Regions from separate parts of the Homo sapiens genome. Here region 1 is linked to region 2. The links are chromatin loops, found by intact Hi-C in ENCODE. Cell type or tissue: breast epithelium. All regions are shown on one strand. Each heading gives the region's core, and the rest is flanking DNA. Links, peaks and the distances in the headings are about the cores only. Region 1 overlaps LINC01412 (long intergenic non-protein coding RNA 1412). Region 2 overlaps ARHGAP15 (Rho GTPase activating protein 15).

Region 1 (11,117 bases), core at 2,981-5,480, 1.0 Mb before region 2:
AGTGGTTAGAAGTGGGGGTTTCTAAGTCAGACAGACTTAGAAATGATCAAAATAGACAGAGACTAGACTTGAATGTAAGCCTCATTCTTATTGGTCATGAAATGGAAAAAAATATAGTTTACCTTTTTGAAACCTATTTTCCCATCTGTAAAATGGAGATAATAATACTAATCTTTTTGTTTTGTCATTAAGATTTTAGAAGTTGGCCAAGTGCAGTGGCTCACACCTGTAGTCTCAGCAATTTGAGATGCTGAGGCAGGGGGATTGCTTGAGCCCAGGAGTTCAGACCAGGCTGGGCAACTTAGTGAGATCCCTATCTCTACAAAATTTTTTAAAATTAGTCAGGCTAGGTGACAGAGTGAGACCCTGGCTCAAAAAAAAAAAAAAAAAAAGATTTTAGAAGTTAATATGCTTGGTATGTACTATGCCTGGAATTAAAAACAATTATTGCTATGGGAGATTATAGTTTACAAAAGTGACCAGTGAGTCTATAATAGCATTAAATTCCCCAAATGTAGACATAAAAGTTCAGAAAAAGAAACTGATAATAGACTGTTAGAAAAGCCTGAATCTGATAATAAGGTGGCTCAATTACTCAGATATTGGTTAGGATAATAATGATACTAAATGTACATCCTGTTTCTAAAGATGTGTGCTTGCTCTTCTAGCTTCCTAAATAGTCAACAGTCTCAAGAGACTGGTTCTTGAGACTTAACCATGTATGATTAAAAATAATAGACGATATTGAAACCATCTGGTTCAGCAAATGCTCTCAGGACTGAAAAGCCAAGGTACTAATGTTGCTTTTTAAGATAATACAAAGTGCCAAAAGGAATGCTGATTAAATTTCTAAAAGGTAAACTGCTTAACACAGAAAAATGAGGAGTTATTTCTTAAAGAGTTAGAGGAGATTCCATTGAAATTTATCACAGTTAAGAACCAAATCAAGACAAGAAAAAAAGTGATACAAATAAAAGTGCTTAAGCAGAGATTTTTAAAGCAAGATGTTTAAACAATTAGTGGAAATCTGTATATGTTTATGTAATAAAATCACATACAATAAACAGAAATAACAAGGTTAGGCTAAAAGGAAAATGACAGACAATGAACTTGAAATCTACAAAATATTTCAAATAATCCTAAACGTCTTTTTACAAATGTTAAACACAGCCTCCTGATGAAAGAATAATTTTTTTTAAAGTCAGATTGGGTAGGGCTCAGGGATTTAACAATGGAGAGGCATAGATTGTCTTGCTGTCTCAGCAAATATTGTCATGAAGCAATCTTGCTTTCCAACTTTGTAAAAAGAGCATTTGAGCAGTGTACACATACCAGAAGAAATTGTTGTCGGTCGAGGAGTAAAGCTGGCACACTGGGCTTTTATTCCTTTCCTACCACTACAGGGGACTAATCACGTCGAGGACACATCTGCAAAGCTGGTCCAAGGTATTGACGGAGAAATTGCCATCTTTGTGATGAAATGCAGAGGACCCTTGCCTCCTCCAAGAAATCTGCCTCAGTCAACCAACCATAGAAAGACTCTTTGTCTTAGAGATAAATGAAACTACGGCCTTATTTCCAGAGAACAACTTATGCTACCTGAGAGGAGACAGAGCACTCTGGATGTGCGGATTCTCCTGACCCCGATTTTCTCCACTTGCCCGTTAGCACAGATTAGTTTACTGTTCACTTTGCCCCCTAGACACTAGGCATAGACAACATGAGCAAGTGAACTGTAACAGAAACAAGGCTTTGATGAGAATGGGAAGTGGGCTAGGGGTAGGGCAGAGTAGAGGAATAGCACAGGGCATCGGGCCAGAAAAAACAGGCTCTGATGTACATACGGAGTCCATATTTTCCAAACCAAAACTCGTGACACGTAGCTTGACAAGTATGATTGTGCTTATGGGAACAACAGGACAGAATATTTACAACCCAGAGTTGCCCTGGAAAATCTAGGATATATAAACACCACATCCATAAAGGCATTGAAAGTGGGAAGGCTAACATAACCTACTTTAGAATTCTGCAAGTGCTGGCCCGCACATGTGAAACCCCGTGTGTTAAGTCACCCTGGTCTCTATTTATTTCTATCACAAACACATTACATACTTTTGACACATTTAGGGTCTCTATTCCAAAGACTTGCCTTAAGAATAGCAGGTGATATCTGAATGAAATAGATATTTACAGTTGAGTAAAAAAGCGTGCATCATGTCATATTACATTGTTTGCCAAACTAGCCTGCCCAGGCCTTACAGGAGTACTAAATTCACCTGGAGACTTTAGTGTAATGCAAAAGATAAAATATCTCAGTGAGACTGTGGACTCTTGCACACAACTTTCAGGTTAGGATCCACAGGTTTACAGAAAGAAAGAAAATTAATCAAGTCAAATGTGTGCCATTTTTTCTTTCCATTTAATTACTTGCATGTGAGAGTCATTGTTTCCTATAAGACCCCCCTCAAAAATACTTTAGTGAAAGCTTCTTGTAGAAAGGAAAACAAAGGTCAGTAACCTAATATCCCCAAGCAACCCTACAACAACAAACCAGGGAGGGAAAAAAAAGTGAAGAAATGCTCTGACTGGGAAAAAGATCTTCATTTGTTTATTCTTTCAACAGTGAATAAAAGTTATGATTCTGCCAATAACTATAAATTGATAGTGCTTCCAACTTTTAAAGAATATATAAGGAGACCACATAAAAGATTAGAGCGATCTTTTATGTGAGGTCAGAAGTTTTTTAAGGACTGGAAATATATCAAATACAATATATCAAATTTGTCATGACACCTTACAAATTGACATCTGGGAAAATGCCTCAGAGATGATCTAACAGAGGGAAATCTCATCTGTTTCAGATGAGGAAACTGAGGCACAGCAGCATGTCCAAGGTTACCTGATTGGCTGTAACTGAGTCAGGACAAAACCCTGTCTCCTGCAGAGTTTACGGACAAGTTTACTCATCTGTAAAATGACAGGGCCGAACTCTGAGGTCAATGCCAACCATGACATCCTGCAATGCTATATTGATTGATTGCTTTGTAATCTACTTATTTGTATTTTGGCTCTTAAATAAAGGTAAAGCTGCCAGTTTGACATATTTCTAGCCCTTAGAAAGCTGACCTGACAGTAAAGCCCTTCCAAAACATTTATAGAGACAATGTTATGAACAATTTGCAGAATTTCCTAAGGTGACACATTTCGAAGTACAGTGCAGTTACAGGCAGCCTGAATGGATGCATGCGAGGGAGGTATTATTTTTTTTAATTTTCAAGATGTCACTGCCAAGGGAGACATATGCCAAATGGTAACATCGGCTTCTATTTAAAAAAAAAAAACCAAAAACAAAAAAGCCTCTAAAAAAGGCATGAAGAGCAATGAAAAACATGACAAGAAGAAGAATGAAATATCTAAAGCAGATATTAGGAATAAGGAAATATATTGATTAAGTACTTGGTGTTTAAAGGCATCTGATGCCTCTGCCTTCCCATTATACCTGCCTCCAAAACATAGCCATGCTGAGGTTTCCCAATATTTAACAAACTACCATAAATGCTGGAAAAATACTCTAAAATCAGAGTATCTAAATCAGAACATAAAATTGAAATATATTTAAAAATCTTCTATTCTAGTTATGATTTTTTTGTTTATCTTTATTGTGGATTCTTACCAGCATTTCATTTAGTGCTAAGGTAGATTTTATGTAGTAAGAGAAAAGATAGCTTCATGACATAAATATTAAATTAACAAATGAATGGCCAAACTGTTAAAAGCAGGGGTAACCAGATAATTACTGTATTTAAAAAGTTGTCCAGTCAGATGTAGGATGCTTTACATATATTATAGGTAAAATTATTAAAAACACAATATGCCTGTAATCCGAGCACTTTGGAAGGCTGAGACAGGCGGATCACCCGAGCTCAGGAGTCCAAGACTACCCTGGGCAACATGGCAAAACTCCGTCTCTACTAAAAATACAAAAATTAGCCAGGCACCGTGGCACATGCCTGTAGTCCCAGCTACTCTGGAGGCTGAGGCAGGAGAATTGCTGGAGCTTGGGAGGCGGAGGTTGCAGTGAGCTGAGATCGCGCCATTGCACTCCAAAGTCAGACCCTGTCTCTGAATGAATAAATAAATAAATAAATAAATAAATAAATAAATAGAAACACAATAAGCCAGTTGAACAGAACATTCTTTCTCTTGTGGGTCACAGTGTGCCTTTTTCATAACATATAGAATTAGCCAAGTTATCTATGCTACCAAAATTATGACTGGAAGCAGCTGAGAAAGCAAAAGTACTTGGGAAAAAATTGCTGGGCAGTCTGGTTGTCTGGTTACCTGGCAAACTTCCCCACACTGTCGGATAACCAGGTAAACTTTGAGATCTCTAATGTATTTTCCCACATTGATAGGAGTACAGAAATTTTATAATTAAACAGACCTGGTTTTGAACTCATTGCTTATTAGTTGTTGTTCTTGGGCAAATTACTTTTCTCAGGGATTATTTCATTGTCTGAATAATTGGAATAATAATGTCTGACTCACTAAATTTTTAAATGATCAAATTAGATAGCATCCAAAAACTAGCTGTCATGGCGTACAGCACACAGAAAACATCCAATAAGTTGGGATAGTCTAGTAGTGGTAGTAAGAATAGTGATGGTCCTTATCTTTTCTTTGATTGACACATGTTGTCGTGAAATTAACATAGGTTTTGAGTTCAGAGAGTTTGGTTTGAAGCCAGACTCTACTCTCAGTGGTTTGGTGCCAAGAGAATTTCTCTGGTTTCAATTTCTTCTTCTGCAAAATGAATACCATAACACCTGATTCTTAACTGCTATTATGAAAATTAAATGAGATAATATATATTAGTGCTACACAGTGCCTGGCACAATGGGAGGGATAATAAACGTTCATTCCCAACATTCCTTGTCCCCACAGCTCCCTACTCATGCCTCTTCATTCATTTAATGTACTGAGCCCTGGGCACTGTGTCCTGGGAACACAAAAGGAATAAGAATGTCCATCCTGGTTTCCAGAAAGGGATGAGAGGAGAAAGATAGAGAGAAAGAGAGATTAAAGGATTTGGTGACAAATACTTCAAGACAGATTTAAACCAGTGCTTGGGAGCACAGAAGAGGAAAAAATAAAGCCTTCTTTTAGAGTCTTTAAAGATCTTAAAAATTAATTAGGCCGGCCGGGCGTGGTGGCTCATGCCTGTAATCCCAGCAATTTGGGAGGCCGAGGTGGGCGGATCACCTGAGGTCGGGAGTTCAAGACCAACCTGACCAACAGGGAGAAACCCCGTCTCTACTAAAAATACAAAATTAGCTGGGTGTGGTGGCACATGCCTGTAATCCCAGCTACTAGGGAGGCTGAGGCAGGAGAATCACTTGAACCTGGGAGGCAGAGGTTGCAGTGAGCCAAGATCACACCATTGCACTCCAGCCTGGGCAACAAGAGTCAAACTCTGTCTCAAAAAAAAAAAAAAAAATTAATTAGGCCACTTAACCCTCTAGGAAGGTTATAACCAAAACATAAAACAAAACAAAACAGCAAATAACAAGTGTTGGCAAGAATGTGGAGAAATTGGAACCACCCTGATTCTACATTACTGATGGAAATTAAAAACATTGCAGCTACTGTGGAAAACAAGTTGGCAGTTTCTCAAAAAGTGAAGCAGAATTAAGACCCAGCAATTCCACTCTTGTGTATATACCCAAAAGAAGTGACAGCAGGTATTCAAACAAAAACTTGCACACAAATGTTCATAGCAGCACCATTCACAATTGCCAAAAGGTGGAAACAACCCACCTGTCCATCAGCAGATGAGTGGATAGACAAAAGGTAGTCTATCTATACAATAGAATAGTTTTGAGCCATAAAAAGGAAGGCAGTACTGAGGCATGATAAAACATGAATGAACTTTGAGAACACTGAGTTAAGTGAAAGAAGCTAGTCATAAAAGATCATGTATTATGTTATTCCATTTATGTAAAATGTCCAGAATAGGCAAATTTACAAAGGCAGAAAGTAGATTAGTGGTTGATTGGAGCTGAAGGAGATGAAGGGATGCAAGAGGGGAGTTGTGACAGCTGAAGGGTATAGTGTTTCTCTTTGTGGTGATGAAAGTATTCTAAAATTATGTCAATGATTGTCCATGTATCTGTGAACATATTAAAAACCATTGCTTTATAGGCTTCGAATAGGTGAATTATATGTATGTAAATTGTATCTCATTAAAGCTGTTTTTTTAAATTTTTTTTCAAAATGAGAAGCTAGAAATTAAAAATAAATAAATAAATAAAGTTAATGTCTTAGGAGCTTAGCCAAACTCCTGCTAGATCCAGTATGGATAGTGGCCATAAGTGCCACTCCAATGCTAGAGCTGAAAACAAAACAAAACTGGGAGTGTCACAGACAGAAAAGGAAAGAATGGGAAACTATGCACAAAGCCTAGGAGGCAGTGCTTGGCTTTCACATCCTCTATGACATGGAGAAGTTGAGAGGAAGTTGGAACACAGGGAACATGTCAGGAGAACAAGGCTAGATACAAGCCACTATGGAGTTTGGAATCACTTACCTAGAATATACGCGGGGCCTGGAAAGCAGGCTTCAGGATGACTCTGCCACTCACTGGGTACATTTGCAGGCAAATTATGTCATTGGATATATGTTCATGACATTATATAAATGGATATTCTCTGTAAAATGGGAATAAACATTATACCCACCTCACAAGACACTGTAAGGATGTAATGAAGCAATACAGGTAAAGCAAATAATGTAGAACCTGGCAAACAGTATGCAGTCAATAAATATTAGCTCTTTGAGCCTGTTGGAAGCCAAAAGAGTTTAAAATGAGAAATTTCCACTTATCAACAAAATGTTATAGCAGATGATAAAGGTTTCAAGCTTTTTGAACTTTTGAGTAATTTGTACACATTACCACTAATTTAACTACCTCTCATCCGTCAAGACATACGCGTGGTTTTTTTTTAAAAAATCTCTGGAGAATTATAGTAAATGTCTCCTAGACTAATGATACTGGCCTCAGTAGCTTAAGCTTAGCCATAAAAATAATAAGTTTCTCTTGCTATGATATTCTAATTAAATATCCCAGACTTTATTCCAGGTATAAGCAATCCAATATTGGCAGAGCTAATTCAACCAAGAACATTCTATCCAGTAAATAAATTCTCAGAAGCCAAAATTTCCATTTACACCTGTAAACAGAAAATTTAATTTAATGCAAATTGTTAAATAATAAGACCAGTGGGCAATGAACCATACTAAACACATCATATGAAATGGATCAGTCATGCATCATGGTGATGAGGAAAGAAATTTGTGTCATGTTCTACAGCTAAAAATAGTACATGTTTACACACATTCATGCACACACACACATTCCTGCATACACACACACAGAGAACAAGGTGCTACCACAGAGATGTAGCATGCATATGAAAAAAATGCAGAAATCCTGTATGAAGGAGATGAAGGGATGGAATAGGGGAGATGTGACAGTTAAAGGGTACAGTGTTTTTCTGTACATTCCTCTGTATTTAAAACCTTTTGGTCATCTTCCATGGAATCATCTAACCATAAAGAATGTTATTTTATACAATGCTTGGCAGAGCAGTTGTTAGGAAGAGGAGTCTTGCAAATTGCTTCATTGAAGCTAAAAATCATTAAGGAGTAGACTGAAGCATGCTCTTTATTGAGACCTCCTCCTCGAAAGAGTTCAGAAGTCACAGTCCGCAAATTTAAAACTAACAAAATACCTGCAGAATTCTTCTAATTGTGAGACAAACAAGACTACAATAACTCAGTGTAGTTCACTTTTTTTCTACCATAGACTGGACAATAGATATGGCTTAGGCTTCAGAGATTTGGGGGAGCACTCAAGGTGCCAGATTCAGGATGTATCTTACTGTGTGTCTGGAGAGCAAGTACTTGAGAGAAAAACGTTTAGAAGAAAATAGGTTTGATTTTCAAAGCTTTTTCAGCTTTTTTAAATAAATAAATACATACATACATACATAAACCATCAAGCATCTGAGCTTGGAAACAATTTAAAAGAAAAAAAACAACGCATGGGTTATATTTCTCCGTAGTCACCAAGGTGGTGACACCCGAACATGGGCTTTTAGAACAACAAAGCAAAATTCTTAATGCTGATGTAACACTTACAATGTTTGTGTTCCCAGGGTCTGAAGAGTATGCAGACCAAAAAGCCAAGCACATTTCAGAGGCAAATTATTTGTATTTTTAAGTATGTGTTTGTACCTGTTTTCCTGGAGCTGAGCAGATTCACAAGACATGGGATTCCTGGGGCTAAAACCGGTAAAGTTCAGGGTGAGTAGAGGGCAAGTTGGTCACTCTTGGTGTTTGTCAATAAAAGACGAGAACTGATGTGTAATGTCATCACACACATCAGATCACCATATATATATTGAAATAATTTTAAAATAATACCATTCAAAAAATTAAAATGCAAAATATTCAGCTAAATTATACATTAATTATTTATCAGTTCTCCCTAGCATTCTTTAATTATTTCCAATTCCTTGATGCCAATCAAATTAAAGGAAGTTTTCAGGTGTATTTTTTAATCAGAAGGACCCAGAGTCAACCTAAGAACTCACCCCAAGCCCACTGGCCCACCACCATTTGGAAAGTTTTTTTAAAAATAAATTTTCATGTAAAATCATTCCTATATTCTTTTTTAATAATTCACATCAAATTTACATTAACCTGCAACATTGATATGATTAAGGAAATAAAAATATTTTCTGGAATATGGCTTTAACCCAACCTAAATAAAAACATCAGATCATCTTCTTTATTACATCAATTAGGCTTAGCATTTTCTCCTTGCTAAGAGATGTGCTAATAAGACTAATATCATAAAAGGAAAGTTTTTATATTTACCCACCTTAATCACTATCCACCTACTTCTTCATATCTTTATGAAAAATTGGAATATAGATTAGCAAAAGAACAGTTGTTTCTATATTCACTGTAGGTATATTTGTTTTCTCAGTTAATTACTTCCAAATTTCTAATTATGTCTGCTGTAAATACTTTATTATAAAGTATTTCTACATAATTAATTAAGAAGTAGTGATAATGTAGGACTACTTCATCCAGAGAACTACAGGCATATGGGAAATACTGTGAATTACCAAATAAGTCCATTGAGTGAAACATAAAGTAAAAATGAGTTTAAGAGACAGCTAGACATGTTTATGTAGGCAAAAGGGGTTGGAAGATATGCTGACAACACAAAGAGGTGTGTTGCAATAAACTTGAAGGGGACAGGCCATTGGGCCAACCATCCCTTTTCTATCCAGGAATTCCTTATGTTCTCATTAGTGTCTCACATATGGACAGCTGTGTTATTAAAATTTGGCCGTAAATTTGAGTCAACGAAAGAGTCTGTTGTCTCCATTTTTTTCTTCCTTTATATATTCGATACACAAACACATATATGCAAAAGTTTCAACTTTTGTTCAGGGAAGTATTTTATGTCCAGATGTTAGATTTTTGTGACTCATGGCCAAGGATGAGGGAAGGGCTTTGTGAACAAGCTTGTTCTGATCATGTCCACCTCGGACAAGTACATGTTCATGGCACCTCACTTGCATAAATACAACATTCTAAACTGTCCTTTCAATGGTCACCTTTAGTACTGAGTCAGGCCTGAAGTTTCTATGGCAGAGTTTCTTCAGAGAGAAAATGTTTTAAGGGTTAGAGAAAAAGGTCAGTTCTTTTCATTCCTTTATCTTTTCTCATATTTTGAAATATACCATCAGAAAATATTTTGGAGAGGACTGGTTAGACGCCAAGAGTTTCACTGACCCTTTTAGTTGTTGCCATTTTACATTTCTTGCCTCAGGAGCTGGTTGAGCTTTTGAACGCATTCACATTTAATTTATATGATGTGGGCATAACCTGCATCTGAATATAAATACCCAACACCTGCATTAGCACTTTACAACTAACAAGCACTTGGATCCCCACTGTCTCATTTGCTCTAAATCACAAACCTATTAGGTTGGCACTATTATCTTTTACTTATAGATTAGAAACTGAGGCCCACAGAAGCTAAGTGACTTAGCCACATTTACTTGCTCAAGTGATAAGTGGCCAAGTTAAAACTGCCTGGCTCCATCTTTATTAAAATACACCTGAGAACACAGATATGAGAGTGAATAAATTTCCATTTTTATATGACTTTTTAAAATAAAGTTGGGCAAAAAGGTAAACAATGATCTTATGTCTATTAGGTCCATTTCGAAACACCCCCAATCCATTACACAGTAAGAACATAGGCATGTATGCTATTTAGTTCTTTTAAGAAAATAGTAAAGATGCCAGGCGCGGTGGCTCAAGCCTGTAATCCCAGCACTTTGGGAGGCCGAGGGGGGGGTGGATCACAAGGTCAGGAGTTCAAGACCAGCCTGACCAACATGGTGAAACCCCATCTCTACTAAAAATACAAAAATTAGCCGGGCATGGTGGTGTGGGCCTGTAATCCCAGCTACTCAGGAAGCTGAGGCAGGAGAATTGCTTGAACCCGGGGGGCGGAGGTTGCAGTGAGCCGAGATTGCACCACTACACTCCAGCCTAGGCGACAGAGTGAGACTCTGTCTCGGAAAAAAAAAAAAAGAAAAGAAAATAGTAAAGATGATGCTGGGCACAGTGGCTCACGCCTATAGTCCCAGCACTTCGGGAGGCTGAGGTGAGTGGATTGCTTGAGCCCAGGTCTTCGAGACCAGCTTGGGCATCATGGGGAAACTTGATCTCTACAAAAAATACAAAAATTAGCTGGGTGTGGTGGCATTTGCCTGTAGTCCCAGCTACTCCAGAGGCGAAGATGGGAGGATCGCTTGAGCCCAGGGGCCAAGGCTGCAGTGAACTGTGATTGCACCACTGCACTACAGCCTGCACAACAGAGTAAGACCCTATCTCAAAAAAAAAAAAGAAAAAGAAAAAGAAAAAGTAGTAAAGATGATTAAGAAAAAAATTAATATAGTCACTAGTTAATGACTTCTTTATAGTTCTGTTATCACTTTTGCATTTTGGTTACAAAAATGTACAAATAC
Region 2 (11,117 bases), core at 3,979-6,478:
AAACAGAAAGCTTGGATAATATTTGTCTCTTCATCCATTTAATCATCCATTATGAATTGAGGCCCTATCATATGCCAGGTATAGTGTGCTAAGCACTGTGGGGACGGGGTGATCCAACCATAATTCCTAGACTCAAGGACTCACACTCTAGATAGGGAAACAGATAATGAAACAAGCCATTGTAGTTCCAGGCAATAAGGGCTCTATTAGGAAAAGCAAAGCTGTCACTGGAATATTGTGGAGGAAGGGGCTAATGATGTTCAAGAGATCATGGCGGGATGGTTATGGATTTAAGTTAGAGAATATTCCTTGGAGAAGGTGATTCTTGTGATATTCACAAGAAGATGAATGTGAATTTGGCAGATGGATAAAAAGGGAGAAAGAAAAGCATGGGAAAGGAATAGGCCATTAGAAAAATTCATGTACTTGGTATTCCTGGAGCATAGAAAGCAGCTTATAAGGATATGAAGCTGAACAGTAGACAGAGGTCATATGCTTATCCTTTTTTATGGGGGTAATTAGTGTGGAATTTTGTTTATCCTTATGAGATCAATGAATCATTGGAGGATTCTAAGAGGGGATAACACAATCTTATTTGTATTTAAGAGGGATCATTTTGGCAGCATTGAAAAGAGTGGCCTGGGCAGAAATAAGAACAAAGGCAAAGACCTCCTTAGGAGATTTATCTCAAAAGGAAGTATGGAGGCCCAATCAAGGTCACAGAAAGTGAAAGGAAGAACCAGATTCAAGAGATAGTAAGAAAGTAGAGCTCATGAGGCTTGGTGAATGATTCTGTCTGTAATGAGAGAGAAGAATCTAAGATGTCTAACATATTTCTTTCTAGGGCAATGGGGAATATAGATTGTAATGCTGCGGGCTGAGTTAAGAAATAAAATAGGAGGAACATCTTTGTTGGGAAAAGTGATGAGTTTAGTTCAAAAAAGTTCAGTTTGAGGAGACAGAGGGAAATTCAAGAAGGGTTGTTTCTAGACCATGGATCTGAGTGGGAAAAAAACAGCTTGAGTAATTATTTGCATATAGGAGCTCTGAAGTCATTGAAGGGCTCACTGAAGCTTTAGGTATAATTGAGATCACCCTGAGAAAACCAGTAGCATGAAATGTCAGAGTCAATAATTAAATCCAGAGGAAATGAATGTTTCTTATGCTGTCAAACTCTAGGCCAAACACATGGACTCCAATATTAGACTATGTAATATCAAATACATCGTCAAATGCCTACCTTCAAGACAAAAGGAAGAAAAAAATCTCACTGTTGTCGTGACAATACCATCTGTTAGGTGTGCAACTGTTCTATAGGGAGACTAAAGAGTTAGTCATCCCAAACTGTCAGAAAATGCAAAATATAACAAGAACAACATCATTTTAAAAGAAGAAAGACAACAGTCCAATTTTAATAACATTGGTATATTCAACGTCTTTACAGAGCTTTTGATAGCAACAGCAGAGTTTAACTTTTTTTTTCTGCTAGGAAGTAAATTTGGAGGAAATGAAATCAATATCCAATAGCAAAATCATGTATTCTGTCTTCATTAACTTCAAATTGATAGATCCTGTGTATTGACCATATATTTCTTATTTTAATTATTGGACAGTCTCTATCAACTCAAAAAAATTATCATCCAAATAAAAATTTCCTGAGAGGTACATGGAAAACAAACAATGAATCAAGAGGGTGATATATTCACAGGGAAGTAAACTAATACAAAACAGCACTAACATGGCATTCCAAGTCTGAATTAAAGGAAAAGATGTGGGGCTTAACTTGCTGTGTGGTTATGGGAACTGAGCCTAAGCCTGACCATTCTCAGGCATGTCAATTACAAGTCATAGTTACCATTCAGTTACTTGATTAAAAACAGCAGGCTATTGGAATTGAAACAATGCCTAATGGGATATGACTTCCTCTGATGAAAATGAGTAGAGAATGGATATTTTAGTAGTTGCTGATGGTTAACTTAAATGGAGTATCCAAAAATCGATGAAAATAAAATCATTAAGGAAACCTAACTTCAATTGTTTAGCATAGCTGTGTATTGATAGCAAGAATGGTACCTTATTGAACAATATGATATACTCTTATCAGAAATGAACTTGTTTAAATGTTTAAAAAGTGGATTTACAGACCATGTTATTCTCTGAGCTGCCTTCAACCAACAACTGTTGGTGATTGATCTTTTTATACTATCAACTATATGCATCGGTAGCAATGGTGTGCAACTCTCCAATGAGGATTTCAGCAATGTTGAATATAATTTATCTGATTATACACCATTTACTGAGAATTCATTATGTGTTAGGTACCATATGAGAAGTTGGCTTATACACGAGGGAGCACATCATGTACTTAATATTTTAAATATTTTTCTTCTATAAGATATACTTACACCCTAGATATAGGACATTATTATCTTCTTAAAAAAGAGTGTGTATTTACATATTGGGTCTCTGGTCTACTATAACCTCAAGAATTCTTCCAGCATTATCATTTCAGAGCTATTTTGGTTTTGCAGAGTTAGGTTTTTTTCTCAAAGTGTCCAGCCCTTGATTTTTTCCATTTTTTTTTTCTGAACCAAAAATAGGAAGCGACTTGAAACGTATAAAATCAGGCAAAGAGAGATAAAACAAGAAAATAAATGATTATTTTGAACCCAAGAAAAACATCTTTAACTGTATAGCCTACTCGTCTATAAGATAACCTCCCAAAGAATTTAGAGGAATCTCTAAGACATGAGTCTTTTAAGGAAATGGGTAAAAAGTTCTAAATATCCTGTACAAAAAAATATGTCATGTTCATTCATATAGACCACTGTAATTATTTCACCTGGAATCTGTATGTCTCTTTTACCATATATGTGTAGACTAATTGATTAATGCTTAAATTGAGTATACAATTTGAAAGTATAAAAATCCCTTGGAAAATGTCATTTTTTTTGGTATAAACTTTAAAAAAGAACATCATGCTTTAGGAAATCCACAAAGGAGTATAATATTTGGGTTTCATTTATAGCTTCCTGAATTAATTTGGTTTCTTAATTATCATTAATTTTTAAACCCTAGGGAAATACCTACACAAATACAATGTATAGATTCTTTTTCTACCAGTAAACAACAAATTATTTCATAAAACAGAGTGACACTGTTGTGAAAGTTGATTATTTTTAATCAATCAGTTCATATTATGGGACAAGAATCAAAACATTTCTACTGAAAAGCTACAAGTCAGTTTTTGAATGCTAGGGCAAAAAAATCTGAAAATCTCTGACTGCCTTATTATTATTTGCTTCTGCTTTTTGAAAACCTGAAAGCTTTCCAAATGCATGCAATTTTTTCTCAAATTTTGTAAACATTTGCTTCCAGGCTAAAACATCCTGCTAACTTTCAGCCAAGATTATTTTTATGGTGGAACTCTTAAGTTCTGCATATAGGGCCTTGTAATGGGAAAACTCCCAGTCCTAGAACTCCCACTGTGTAAATGACACCAGTATAGGCTATTTGAGAGTATTGCATCTTGGTAAGTTGAGGTGTTGCATTATTTAAATTCCCCATACACAATAAGAAGCTAATTTCCTAGGGTCTTAATTTTGGCTCTGTTCCTTCCAACTGACTCCAAGGGAAAAGTATGTTAAGAACCTAAACTTTACATTGGGGGTGGAGGTTGGAAATTAGACTCAGGCTGTATCTGGGAAGCGACATTATTTATTCTGATGCATTGTGGATTTTAAAGTGTGGGAATATCCGCTGACTGATTTGACCAGAGCCACATTGCTGTATTTCTTAGATAGCCTCTCTGGTTGTTGAACTGCACGTTTATTCCTACATTAACTTCTGTTATGTTTAAGCTTTCTTTTTGATAATAAGACTGTCATGCATTGCTAGACATAGATAAACTCTGTTAAATGTCACTAATAAATATGTGAATTAATTAATAACCAGCTCCGTATACAGAGTTTGTGAACATTCAATGCATGCCATAAATTGCAAGGTTTAAGTTTCAAGCATTTTCTTGAGCATAAGTAAGTTTCTCTGGAACAGCAAAGCAGGTATCAGGTACCTATGGCAGAGATGGCAATGTTTTCACTAGTTTGTCTTCTCTTTCTTACAGACCTCACAAGCATGTCCTCTTATCCACATTTGTTTTCTTAATTGCAAAATGCAGCTTTTCCCCCGCCTCTCCACCTTGTCATCTCTGATTTCTTTTGGTTGTCTTTTCCTAGTTTCTCTTTTATACTCTTGCTGGCTGTTTCCTGTTTATTCTTTTTTGATTTTGTCTTCCCCTCGAGCCCTAAATGTGGCTTTCTTACAGACACAGAGGCCCCAGCGTGACTACCCCAAAGAGCCAATTCCAGCTTGGACCCAGCACAACACTGTGCTGTCAGGAAGGTGGCAGTCTTTGTGGCTGCATTAAAACAAAACAGAACAAAACACAAAACACCAAAGCACTAAACTGGTCTTAATTTTAACTCAGAAAAGCCAAGGAGATTCACTGCAAACTTTCATGGAGCTTCTTTAAGATCACCTCCATTGTAAATGCATGCAGATGCCTAACATAAGGCATGAAAAGCAAACACTTAAAAAAAAAAACAAAAACATAGGTCACTGACCTCAGAAACATTTTTGTTCAGTCCACAAATATTCTCCAGGGAAAAAGAAAAAGTGCTTATCTTGTACTCTTGATTTTTTTTTTTTTTGGAGCATGTAATTTTTATCAGTTTGTTTTGTTTTTGTTACTTTTTTTTACTCACTGCTTATAAAACTAGCAAGCAGAAGTCTCTCTGGAACAAGATAGAATCATAAAAGTTTTCAAGAATCTCATCACAAACTTAACAGTACAAATTGCACATTCTTCATGGAAGTATCAGCCTTTAGTGCGTGCCTGGATCCAACTATAATAGATTATCCCAAAGTGGGAAAGAATGAACAGTATAAAATTAGCAGAACTGGGAGCAGAGCTTGTCTAGGGAAGGCAATATGATCTGCAGTTTCGGGGCCTGGATTCAAAGGCAACGGGAAACAACTATGTAAAGTCTGATTTTTGCAAGTAAGCACTCGGTAGGATCTCAAGAGGCAGACTGGTGCACTGGATCAAATATCAGGAAAATTATATTAACAACTACAATGCTTGCTACTATACTGTACAATGGGTACTGTACAATAGCTGTATTAACATGTCTGTTATTTATATAACACATTCATGTGCATATGCAAATGCAACATGTATATGGCAAATATTCATGTATTTATTTACATGCCAAGTTTTACATTTTTGTTAGATAAGTATATTACTGAGTTGAGTAGGTGTCCAGCCACGCTTTCTCGTGATATTAACACACATATCCAAATAGTCACATAATTAAACAGGTTTCATTTATAATGTCACAGGCTTGTTAATTTCATATTCTCTCAAACTTCTCCTAACAGTAGAGGAATTACCAAAAAAGAAACAGTTAAGGTATAATAATAATTTTAGCCATCCTTTTTCCAAGTTGCTATAATCTACCCAAAGATAACTAATTGTTCAAAGTAAACATTCCACTCAGACCACAAAAGGAATCCATTACACAAACATATAATTCACAGTCATTTTTAGTGGGTTGTAAACAGTTTGGAATGAGCATAAAATGGGACAAAAATCAAAGTGAGCATTTTGAAATGAAAAAGTGTTTGCTACAAAAGGTCAGTCCCTTTGCTTGGCAAACTATGTAGAAAAGCCTGGGAAAATGCTGATCACACAAGCAATGAGGGAATTTTAAAGCCAACAGCCTCCTTGTTTCTTTAAACAGACATCGGAACCTATAACTGGATCCTGTCAAACAAACGACAGCAAAAAAAATATAACAGCTGCTAAGAAGTCAAGTTGAGAGATAAAGTTTTTGAGGCTAAGGACCTTCTCAGAAGTAGACTAAAGGTCTTTCTTAAATCTTTAAGCAAGGTTATGGATCCCAGGGTGGCTTTTAGGCACCAAGTCAAATATGTAACTTTGTGTACCATTCCTGTCATAGTATTTCGTGTTCCAGAAAAAAGACAGAAAGGGCAAACTTCTTGTTGATTAGCATCTGCTGAGGCATTCTGCAAAGTTGCTTATACCTGGAATTATCACATTTGAAAAACATGATTTCATTTTAAAAAAATTGTGGTCAAAAGCATATGACATACAATTTCTCTTCCTAATCCTTTTTAAGTGTATAGTTCAGTAATTCTAAGTATATTCACACTGTTGTACAATAAATCTCTAGGTATCATTTTAATGTTTTAAAATAGTTTGGGTACATATTAACCAGAACCGGGAATCATGAAGGAAGTATGAGTTAAGACATATTCCAAATGAATGCTAATCTAAATTATATTACAAACTTAAAAAAATTAATGTTATTCCCTTAAAACCAAAAAAATTTTGGATCCATAAAAATATCTTTAGGGTAGAAATATGCTCATTTATCTAGTTAACACTACTCTTATATAAAATATCTATTTGGCAAAATGCATGTTTGGTATTATTGGGTAGAAACATGACTGGTTCGCCACTTAAGGCATGTCCTTTTAGATCTCACACCAAAGGACTCCCTATATCACATAGTCACAATGTTAAGAAAATAACTTGCAAAATAAGGCAAAATTAAATGTCTCCTGGTCTTATAATGAAGATAAAACCAGATAAATATGTGTTTATCGTTCAAGGTTTATTACATCATTTTTAAACACACGTATTTCCCTGCTTTTTATTATTGTTATGGTTCTTCTGTCTTGTAGGGTCTGTTCTTTTCTCTCATAGTACTTATCACAGTTTATGCTAACATACATAACCGTGTGTGTCTGTTTGCTTAATGTCTATCTCCTCTGTATTATCAGCTGGTAACATGGAAGATGACACAAAGTAGGTACTCAATAGCTATTTGGCTTCGATTGCTTCATTTAACCAATATTTATTGAGTACTTACAAGGTGTCACGTGCTGTATAAAGCTTCTTTCCAAATAATGGACCTCAACAAAGGATAGTCAATTACATGCTTTGCATAAAAAGAACTATGAATTAAGGTCTTACTTGTTATACCAGTTTAAAATATATACTTTGTTTACTTCAGGTCTCCTAGGCCCTTCTATCTAAGAGACACAGGTGATCGCATTTTTAAGTAAGCAATTTCTACACATATGACGTCATCATAAACTACACAAAGTGTTCTATAACATAGTGAAAAATGAACTTCTCACTGCTTGTATCTACTATATGTCACAATGCCTTCCTCTACATCAAGCTTTCCCAACCCATGGCCCAGGGGTTTTAATGCAGCACAACACAAATTTGTAAGCTTTCTGAAAGCATTATGAGATTTTCTGCATTTTTTAAAGCTCATTAGCTATTGTTAGCGTTAGTGTATGTAACGCTATGTGTAGCCCAAGACAATTCTTCTTCTTCCAATGTGACCCAAGGAAGCCAAAAGATTAGATACCCCTGCTCTACATGCTTGTTTCCTCAAACCTCCAAAATAGTGTCAGATGATCTCATGCTTTTGGTCATTGTACCCAGGATATGAATTAAGAATTAGCAGAACCGTGTTTTAATATTTTCACAGAAATTGCTTCAAAAAAGAAACATAAGTTGAGTTTTTCATTGGCTAATTATGATTTCTCATATACATGCTCTACGACTATAAAGGCAAGGCAAGCGGGAAGGAACCACTTGGAAGAGCTTTAAAGACTAACATGCTCCTTAACAGTTTGTCTTCCAAATTTTGCTTGTATTTTCAAGGCTCAGCAGACAATGTCAGAAACCACAGAAATGAAGTTAATCTAGTTATAATAGTTGGTGAGAAGGAGAATGCTCTGGTAGTTTAGAGTAATAAAGAGAACCAAATCAAGATAAGGAAACATACTAAACAAGTTATTAGCTAAATTGGTTCACATTCAGTTTATTGGTAGATTTTCTTCTAGGCATGTCCAAAAGTTGCAAAATTTAAAATGTAACTAATATCACTTTACCAGGGATGAATAAAGAATGCATCTTTTGCCAAGTACTGGGTAGAATTTCCTTGGAGAGACTACAGAAGTGTGAGCAATTTGGCTCTGTTCATTACAAACAGGTAAGACAAATAACTGACTGACTGACTGGATGGATAAATGAATGAATTAATGAATGAATAGTGAGATCTGCCTTCCTGATAATGTTTCATTTTAAATCATCCATCTAATAAGCATTTTAGAGATATAGCCACAATTTGTAGGTTTTTTTAAAGGAGTAAAAAATAATCACAAGAAAAAAAAAGAGAAGGAAACAAATCTTTTTTATAACAGCCAATGTGCCGATGTAGTGAGTATCAAGACCATTTCCCTAAGACTGTGAGAGTAAACACATAGTTTTCATTAAATGTTCCTTTCCCATAACTGGTCCATCAGCATTTCCCATGACTCTGCAGTTGAGTTTCTTGGCTGGGAGAGTATCTGGCCATTAGAAGGAGGGATCCAGATATGCTGAGTCCCAGCCATGCTGAGAGACTTGGCGCCTTTATATGCTACTTCCTAATACCAACCCCAGCATAAAATGTCATCAGAAGCCTGCATAAACATTGGACTTAGATTCACATAAATTATTTCTGTCCTGAAATGCTTTATGCCAGAATTTCGTAAAAACAACACTTTGAGTAAATAGAATTGGTGTATAAATATAAGAATATTAATCCAACAAAATGATCATAGAAAATTATAATCAAAAGTACACACTTGTAAATCTTGCAATGATGTGAGAGGTTTATCTTGTGCTTCTTAGTTTTTACTGAATATTTCCATAGGGTTCCTTTAAGCTGATGCTGCCAAAGTGCTTTGAATTATCAGTTGCTTTGTGGAATTGGAAAGTCTTTGAGTTTCATTAAAATGCTTAGGAATTATTTTAATAATCATATGTGTGATTAGCGCCTGTTTAGTGCTGGATCTACAAATTCATTTTAAGAGTAAACACAGGGACAATGAAATATAATGCTAGATGTGATTGCTCCAGTCAGCAAAAACATTGTCTTATTTTATTAAAAATCACCAACAAAATGCCATGAACAAAAGACATGGTTTCTATTTATAGACGTTTTCTACTCTGCAATATTATAATATCTGCACACCGCAAAGCTGCATCTAGCAGTTTTTCGTTTTGCCTAGGGTGGAGACATAAATCGGGAGGAATGGAGCGCTTCTTTACACATGCACACATCTTATTATGTGCTTCCCCAACGCCCTATTTGGGTTTTTGGTCTAATAGTGCTCACACTGTCAGGGCTGAGTATTTATAAGTGGATGAAGATTTCCTGAAAATGATGACAATTTAGTTATTGGAAATAATAACTTTATAATATTCTCAGTGATCCATTTTGTCTTTAAGTACTTACCAAAGAATATTTATTCCTAAAAATGTACTTATAAAATTAAATGAAATTGCAACTTGCAATAAAAACATTTTTCTCTAAACTCCAATTGACTTCATTTCTCACAGATACCTCTCCTCATGTTCATCCTGCAGTTGCTGCTTTCTACTCTCACTGTACTCTCTGCTCTTCTCTCTGATGTGTTGATATGCTTTCCCCAAAGTCATTCTCTTTATCCACATTCCCTACCCACTCTTCCCCTTCTTGTTATTCTCTCATTCCCTACTGATAGGGGAATAATAGGATCCCAAGGCTGTCCTTACAGTATAATTAAAGTATGAATTTCCAGGAGTTAGAAATTGCAGACCATTTTTATTATGCTTTTATAATAAAGCCAGGTAACACTGAGAGAATTAAAATGGCTTTTTCCTAGTAGATTATTGGGTAAAGATTTTTTCCCCTTGGTTCTATTGTCTTAAGAGACTAGGAGCTGGAAATGGGAATAGGTTCACCAATCCTTTTTTCTGAAAACACCTCTATCTTTTACATGATATATATCCCCCTAGATCCTGGGAATATGTTGTAAACTTGTAACAGATGGTGATGAAGCCTTGCATTTTTATACAATACATTTTTTAAGATTCTGCATCTACTATATGTATCTTCCAGGAAAAATGACCTTGAATGAATGAAGTCATAGTTTGAAGGAAAAACACCCCACAGATAGAGTGGAGTAGAAATGATGATTCAGTTGGGTTTTGTTTTGTTCCCTTCAGTAAGATGAAATAATTTCAGAAGAAAAACAGAATGCTGAAATAGAGGAATCAAAGGTCATCTTTTGAGGTGTGTCTTTTAATTGTTCCTGAAAAAACCCGTTAGCGTATTCTGTACTGAACAGAGACATGTGGAAGGTGGGATATCACTGTCTGTGATTCAGAATGCTATTTGCTTAACTTGGGTAATGTTGGGGGCTTACCAAAAATTGTTCTGGCACAACGTCTACCAGCATGAATGTTAGGAAGGTTCTAACACTGTGAGTGCTGATATTTTATGAATGTTTTATCACTGGCTTGAAAACAAGAAGTTTGCACTTGAATCAACAGTAAGTCAGACAGACAAAATATTAAAAACAAAAAAGAACATTAGTGAGAATTACTAATGTCCCTATTGTAAAAACAAACTGAAGTTAATAAGAAAGATGATCCTCTTAACCGATTAACACAAGTCAAGTTTTAATTGCATGGCTTCTCAGACAAATCAGGTGGCACTGCTAACTTGAGTATTGGTTGTGTAGAGGGTGCAGTAATGGGGGGAACTGCTGCACATTCAGTCACCCACCTCTTTTCTCAACAGCTTCAATGCATTGCTTTACAAACCACGGAACTGTGGAATTTTCACGTTCACACACTTTGTGCAGATGAGAGCCAAAAATTTGATCTGCAAAAGAAACAAAGATGAGCTTCATTAAAATCCAAGCTTGCGTTGTTCTTTAATTTGATTCCGTTTCCATATCCATTGCATGCTGAAATCTTCATCTTGCATAAGATTTTTTTTTTGCTTTATTTCCATAGTGTCTATGGCAGACATATGAAGACCACAACTCCCTCCTTGATGGAACAGGACCCTCGCCCCAGAGTGAGAAAACTGACGCTCAGGCATCGATTAGGCAGGGATGACTATGTAAGTTATAGTCTCTCTGGGCCTTAATTTTGTGGTCTATAAAGGAAAGACAAAGAATTGAGAAAATTTTTGCAA

The links. Hi-C counts contacts between places; a loop is a spot of excess contacts. Peaks named below come from ENCODE experiments on the same cell type or tissue, not always from the same donor. Only the 100,000 strongest peaks of a DNase experiment are listed, where the experiment ranks them.
Region 1: it touches region 2 in a loop (9-fold over the local background); 1 of 110 quality-filtered maps calls a loop at or near these places.

What each region holds. Positions count from the first base shown.
Region 1 is chr2:144,537,863-144,548,979 of GRCh38, reverse strand. All of the region lies in intron 1 of LINC01412 (long intergenic non-protein coding RNA 1412), which reads right to left. Among named protein-coding and RNA genes, the nearest start is that of LINC02993, 19 kb to the right of the region's middle. In breast epithelium, for the core only: no CTCF peak of the experiment used is centred there; no DNase peak of the experiment used is centred there.
Region 2 is chr2:143,518,948-143,530,064 of GRCh38, reverse strand. ARHGAP15 (Rho GTPase activating protein 15) reads right to left here. Exons shown (of 14, transcript NM_018460.4): 10 at 10,701-10,799. Among named protein-coding and RNA genes, the nearest start is that of ARHGAP15-AS1, 250 kb to the left of the region's middle. In breast epithelium, for the core only: no CTCF peak of the experiment used is centred there; no DNase peak of the experiment used is centred there; H3K27ac peaks cover 1,427 bases.